Regions from separate parts of the Homo sapiens genome. Here region 1 is linked to region 2. Evidence: chromatin loops called from intact Hi-C (ENCODE). Cell type or tissue: ascending aorta. All regions are shown on one strand.

The links. Hi-C counts contacts between places; a loop is a spot of excess contacts. Peaks named below come from ENCODE experiments on the same cell type or tissue, not always from the same donor. Only the 100,000 strongest peaks of a DNase experiment are listed, where the experiment ranks them.
Region 1: it touches region 2 in a loop (13-fold over the local background); 3 of 110 quality-filtered maps call a loop at or near these places.

What each region holds. Positions count from the first base shown.
Region 1 is chr10:22,619,520-22,622,019 of GRCh38, forward strand. All of the region lies in intron 1 of PIP4K2A (phosphatidylinositol-5-phosphate 4-kinase type 2 alpha), which reads right to left. Among named protein-coding and RNA genes, the nearest start is that of PIP4K2A, 94 kb to the right of the region's middle. In ascending aorta, no CTCF peak of the experiment used is centred here; DNase peaks (open chromatin) are centred at 922 and 1,172; H3K27ac peaks cover 1,773 bases.
Region 2 is chr10:23,094,324-23,096,823 of GRCh38, forward strand. It overlaps MSRB2 (methionine sulfoxide reductase B2), which reads left to right and starts at 1,256. Exons shown (of 5, transcript NM_012228.4): 1 at 1,256-1,403. The coding sequence starts at 1,286. It overlaps LOC107984215 (a long non-coding RNA gene), which reads right to left and starts at 956. Exons shown (of 3, transcript XR_001747394.2): 1 at 497-956. RefSeq lists a silencer at 1,064-1,533. In ascending aorta, no CTCF peak of the experiment used is centred here; DNase peaks (open chromatin) are centred at 1,228, 1,858 and 2,158; H3K4me3 peaks cover 2,284 bases; H3K27ac peaks cover 2,355 bases.

The DNA of each region.
Region 1 (2,500 bases), 470 kb before region 2:
ACCGCCTCCTGGGTTCAAGCAATTCTCCTGTCTCAGCCTCCCGAGTAGCTGGGACTACAGGTGGGCGCCACCACGTGTGGCTAGTTTTTGTATTTTTAGTAGAGATGGGGTTTCACCATGTTAGCCAGGCTGGTCTCGAACTCCTGACCTCAGGTGATCCACCCGCGTTGGCCTCCCAAAGTGCTGGGATTACAGGCATGAGCCAACACGCCCAGCTAATATTCATTTTCTAAGACCATTTCTCAAAAGTTGATGTCTATCTGCAGATAAGACAAAAATCAAAGATCCAAGTATATTTTAATTAACATTTTCTTCTGAAATCTGAGCTACCTTCCAATATCTAGAAAAGAAATGCTTTTTTTGACAAGCCAAATAAAGTTATTCTGATATCAAAGGTGAGTAGGAATGAGAATAAAAGCACAAAGGTCATCCTTTCCAGGGTCCACAAACTCAAAAGCCTAAATTAATTCACTTCAGCAGATTTTTCAATTAAACAAGAATCATTAAGTCAATCTTTTGATTAATGGCTACTTGACTAAAATTAAAATGTCATCAGAAATATTTAAACTTTTGCTTAGAATCTTACTTTAATTTATAACATAGACACAAACTCTCCCATCTGTCAACTTGGTATCTGCAAGCTCAATCAGACTCTTACGGACATCCTTGCCGGCTGGCCCACTGTCAACTTCATACAAAAGAATGTAGTCATGTTAAAATTCTACCTCCCATGAACCACAGAATCTGACATAAAACTACTGAATTCAGGCCAAAAATTTATAATCTGGTACAGAGGTAATACTGGCTTTTTTAAAAATTCAAACAAAGACATTGCCAATGAAAACAAGAGCTTACAACGTGGTCCATTCAAAAGGGCCCCAGGCTCAGGGAGTCAGGAGACCTATGACTGAGCCCTGGTCAGCCACGTCACCACCCTCTGGCCTTGAGCAAAGTGCCCCAGCACTCTTGATCTCGCTTTATACTTTAAAAAACGAGTCTGAGAAGAGATCACAGTGATGTGTGCTTTGGCCCAGATAGTGATTTAGAAAATGCTTGAATTAATCACCAATCTTTTCAGACTTGAGAACATTTACATACAAATTTGGATTTCTGGCTTCTTTTAAAAATGGGAAGACCTGGCACCGGGCCCGGCATCACTCATCTGGTGCTGAGTAGCTGTGGGGATACACCCTCCAGCTGGGCACAGTTCCTGCCACTCCCTGGAGTCTCCTGCCTGGATGACTTGGCCCATTCCAGGGCTTTAGCCACCACAGGGCTCTGGTGCCTGCACTTGGGAGACATTCCCACAAATTCAAATGAATCACAAAACAACTTTCCAGAGATCCACTTAATTCCTGGAAGACACACATAACCTCTTTAAGTGTTTCATTTATGTGGATGTGGCAGTGCAGGGACAAAGATTGGAAGAAAAGCCACAGCTCCAATATTCTAATCAAAGGCATTGCAAGTTCCTGGTCTTCTTTTGAAACTGACACAGGGGACAGGGAAGAGATGCTAAATGAAGCTAATATGCCTGCAGTTGCCTGTAACCATGTCTTCAGCCACGTAAAGTTAAGCATCACCATTGATGCACAGAAAAGACGGGATAAGACAGATAAGAGCCACGTGCAGATGACATCATTTGAATCTCTGGACCTGGGGGATCTTGAGGCCAGCCTAATCCAACATCCTTTCCAGAGACAGAAACCAATCAATCCCCTAAGCTAGAGGAAGGTAAATTTCTGCCACTTGCAATTGAAGACACTCAAATACTTAATGGATGTCAAATAAGAACTTCACTCATCCAAATGGCATGACCACTAGCAATCACACAGCACTCTAAGAAACTGATCTTGAAAACTTCAAATAAACATTTTACTTTTTAGTCAGATATTTAATATGCTAAAATAATTTAATACTTCCCTGGTATCTTTCTTTCCATTCATCCTGGGATAAGGATGTTCTAAAACTAGAGTTCCCCAAGTAAGCTGTGAAGGCAAAGCTTCCAGAAGGTGCTAGATGATACCAAGCTGGCCAGAAGCCCTAAATCTCATACCTAAATCTGGCTAGCCATGGAGAAGATGGGGAGGAGTTTGGTATGTAATACAGGTGTCCCTGGGTACCCCAGATAACCACATCTACTGAAAAAGTAAGCAGTGAGTGACAGCTGTGCATTCAGAAAATCAATCACTGAAACACATCATTAATAAAACCTGTAAGACAATGGAGAAGGGGATGGCATGTACAGTTCAGCATTTTGAACTGAGATGTGTTCAGCAGACTTCACAGTTGGGACCTTCGTTAAGATTCCAGAAGGAAGCAATGAAATCCTAATTCTGTTACACCAGAACTTTTGTTTTTCTTTCCATGACCACAACAGAGGGGCCGCCTGCTTTCCTGCCCAGCATCCATCCTGAAAGAACAATGAGAGGAAGGGTACCATGCTGCCATTTACACTGCTTTCCCGGATTCCCATTTTAAGAGATGACCTGACCATGCA
Region 2 (2,500 bases):
TATGATACCAAAAAAAGAACAATCCATTAACAAATTGATAAATTGGGCTTCATCAAAATTAAAAACTGCTCTTCCCAAGACAATATTAGGAGACAGAAAAGACAAACAAGAGACTGGGAAAAAAAATCTTTGTAAAGCATATGTTTGATAAAAGATTTGCATCCAAAATATATAAAGTGTTCTAAGCTCAATAATGAAACAACTCAACATTAAATGGGCAAAAGATCTGAACGGACACTTCACCAAGGAAAATACACTCGCTGCAAATACGCACATGAAAAGATGCTTAACATCATTAACGATTAGAGAATGCATAATAAAGCCACAATGAGCTACCACTACACAGAACCGGAACATCTACAGTTAAAATCTCTGGACTTTCAAGTGTTGGCAAGGATGAAGAACAACTGGAACTCGCATAGACTGCTAGTGGGAAGGTAAAGAAAAAAACCACTTGGGAAAACAGTATAGTAGTTTCTTAAATGGTTACACCTACCTTACGACCTGGGCATTCCACTTCCAGGTATTTACCCCAGAGAGGAAAAACCGTATATGTCTGTACAAAGATTTGCACAGGGATGTTCCTAGCAGCTGTAGTTCTAATCAGGAAAAATTGAAAGCAGGCTAAATCAAGTGCTGACTAAACACACGGTGGTATATCCATAAATGGAATACTGCTCAGGAAGCAATGAATGATTGTTCCATGCAAAAACACGCAGGCATGTCAAAGTAACTATGTTGAGTGAAAGAAGCCAGACAAAATCAAGTACATATGGGATGATTCCATTTATGGACGACTCTAGAAAATGCAAACTAAAACAGATCAGTGTTTGGGCTGCGGATGAGTGGAGTTGGGATAGGTGGAGGGGGGCAGGGCGAGGGAGGAGCAGGAGTGGGAGGAGCTGGGAGATGCAGAGATGGGTTGGGGAGGGTCTCATGGAAGGGAAGGGAGAGAGGAAGGGGGAGAGGAAGGGGGAGGAAAGGCAAGGGGAAAAGGAGAGGAAGAGGGAGGGGGAGAGAGAGGCAGAGTGGGAGGAAAGAGGGGCGGGGACCTGGGAGGGCCCAGGGCACATAGTGGGAGGAGCAGGTGGGAAGGAGGGAAGGAGGGAGGGGCAGGGGAGGGAGAAGAGGGGGAGGGAGACGAGGGGACTGGCGGTGTGGGCGGAGCGTGGGGAGGGAGGCCGACTAGCGCAGGCGGACGGGAGAGAATGGGGGAGGGGTGGGATGGGAGCAGGGGCAGAGACGGGCAGAGGGCAGAGGGCGGAGCGGCGCCGGAGCGGGCGTCATGGCGCGGCTCCTCTGGTTGCTCCGGGGCCTGACCCTCGGAACTGCGCCTCGGCGGGCGGTGCGGGGCCAAGCGGGCGGCGGCGGGCCCGGCACCGGGCCGGGACTGGGGGAGGCAGGTAGGACGCGGGTCCCGCAGGCCCCGCCGCCGCCTACGGCTTTCGGCTTCATTTCACCGGCTGCACCCGGGAGCCTAGGGCCGGTCCAGGCCGGGCGCTGCCCTCCTACTAAGCCCTCCTCGGCGCGCCCCTCCCCCCCCCCAGCCCGAGGATCTGGGACAGTGGATTGTAAACTTGGTGGCGGCAGGGTGGGGACTGACCCCTGTGAGAATCCGAGGAAATGAACAAATGATCCCCCTAAATGTGCGCATAATTTTTTTTTTCTTGGCTCGGGGAGTGGGGGCATAAGTGGGGCTCGGGGGCCTCTGACCCCTATCGGGGACTCCAGGCGAAGGCCCGGGGCCTGGGCTGTAGCAGCCCGGCCCGCGCGCCCCTGCGAAGGCCCCTAGTATTTTGCATTGCAGCCCTCTTCGTAGTTCCGCGGGCTTCCTTCCAGCATCTGAGAAGCAGGCAGTTCAGACTTGGGGTTCCTGTGAGTGTTTCCTGCCCTGCTGACTTCCCATAAATGTGTCTAAGAGCCAGGGAGACTGGGTTGATCATTTGTTCCTTCTTTAAGGTGACAGCCATTGTTAATGACTGAGACAGAGACCAGGGCGAGCCTGTGTGTGTGTGTCTCTCTCTCTCTCTGTGTGTGTGTGTGTGTGTGTTTCTGCTAAATACTTTTGGATCCTCTCTTGGATCTGGGTACCTGCACATTTCACCAAGCAGGAAGGAGTCACCTCGGGAGACCTGTGCCAGCTACCCCTGTATTTCAGTTCTATTTCAGGGTAACTTAGTGCCCCAGGGGATTGGCTTCCTGGGCGGTTGCCAGACTGACCCACTCTGAATCCAATTTTATATGTGTTCATTGAAGACATTCAGAGATACCCAACTGATGAAAATGTACCAACTCATTCTGAGCTCTTTTTAGCCCCTGAAGTTTTCGAAATGCAATATTGAAAGAATACGTAACTAAATAAAAGCGTTGGCGTTGTGGAATGTTAGCTCATCCAACTTGACTTCCAGCTATGGCCTTTCTAATCACTGGTGTCTCTAGTCAGTCTGATGACATTTGCTGTGAGCCTACTGTGTGCCAAGCATTGTATTGCTGAGAACCA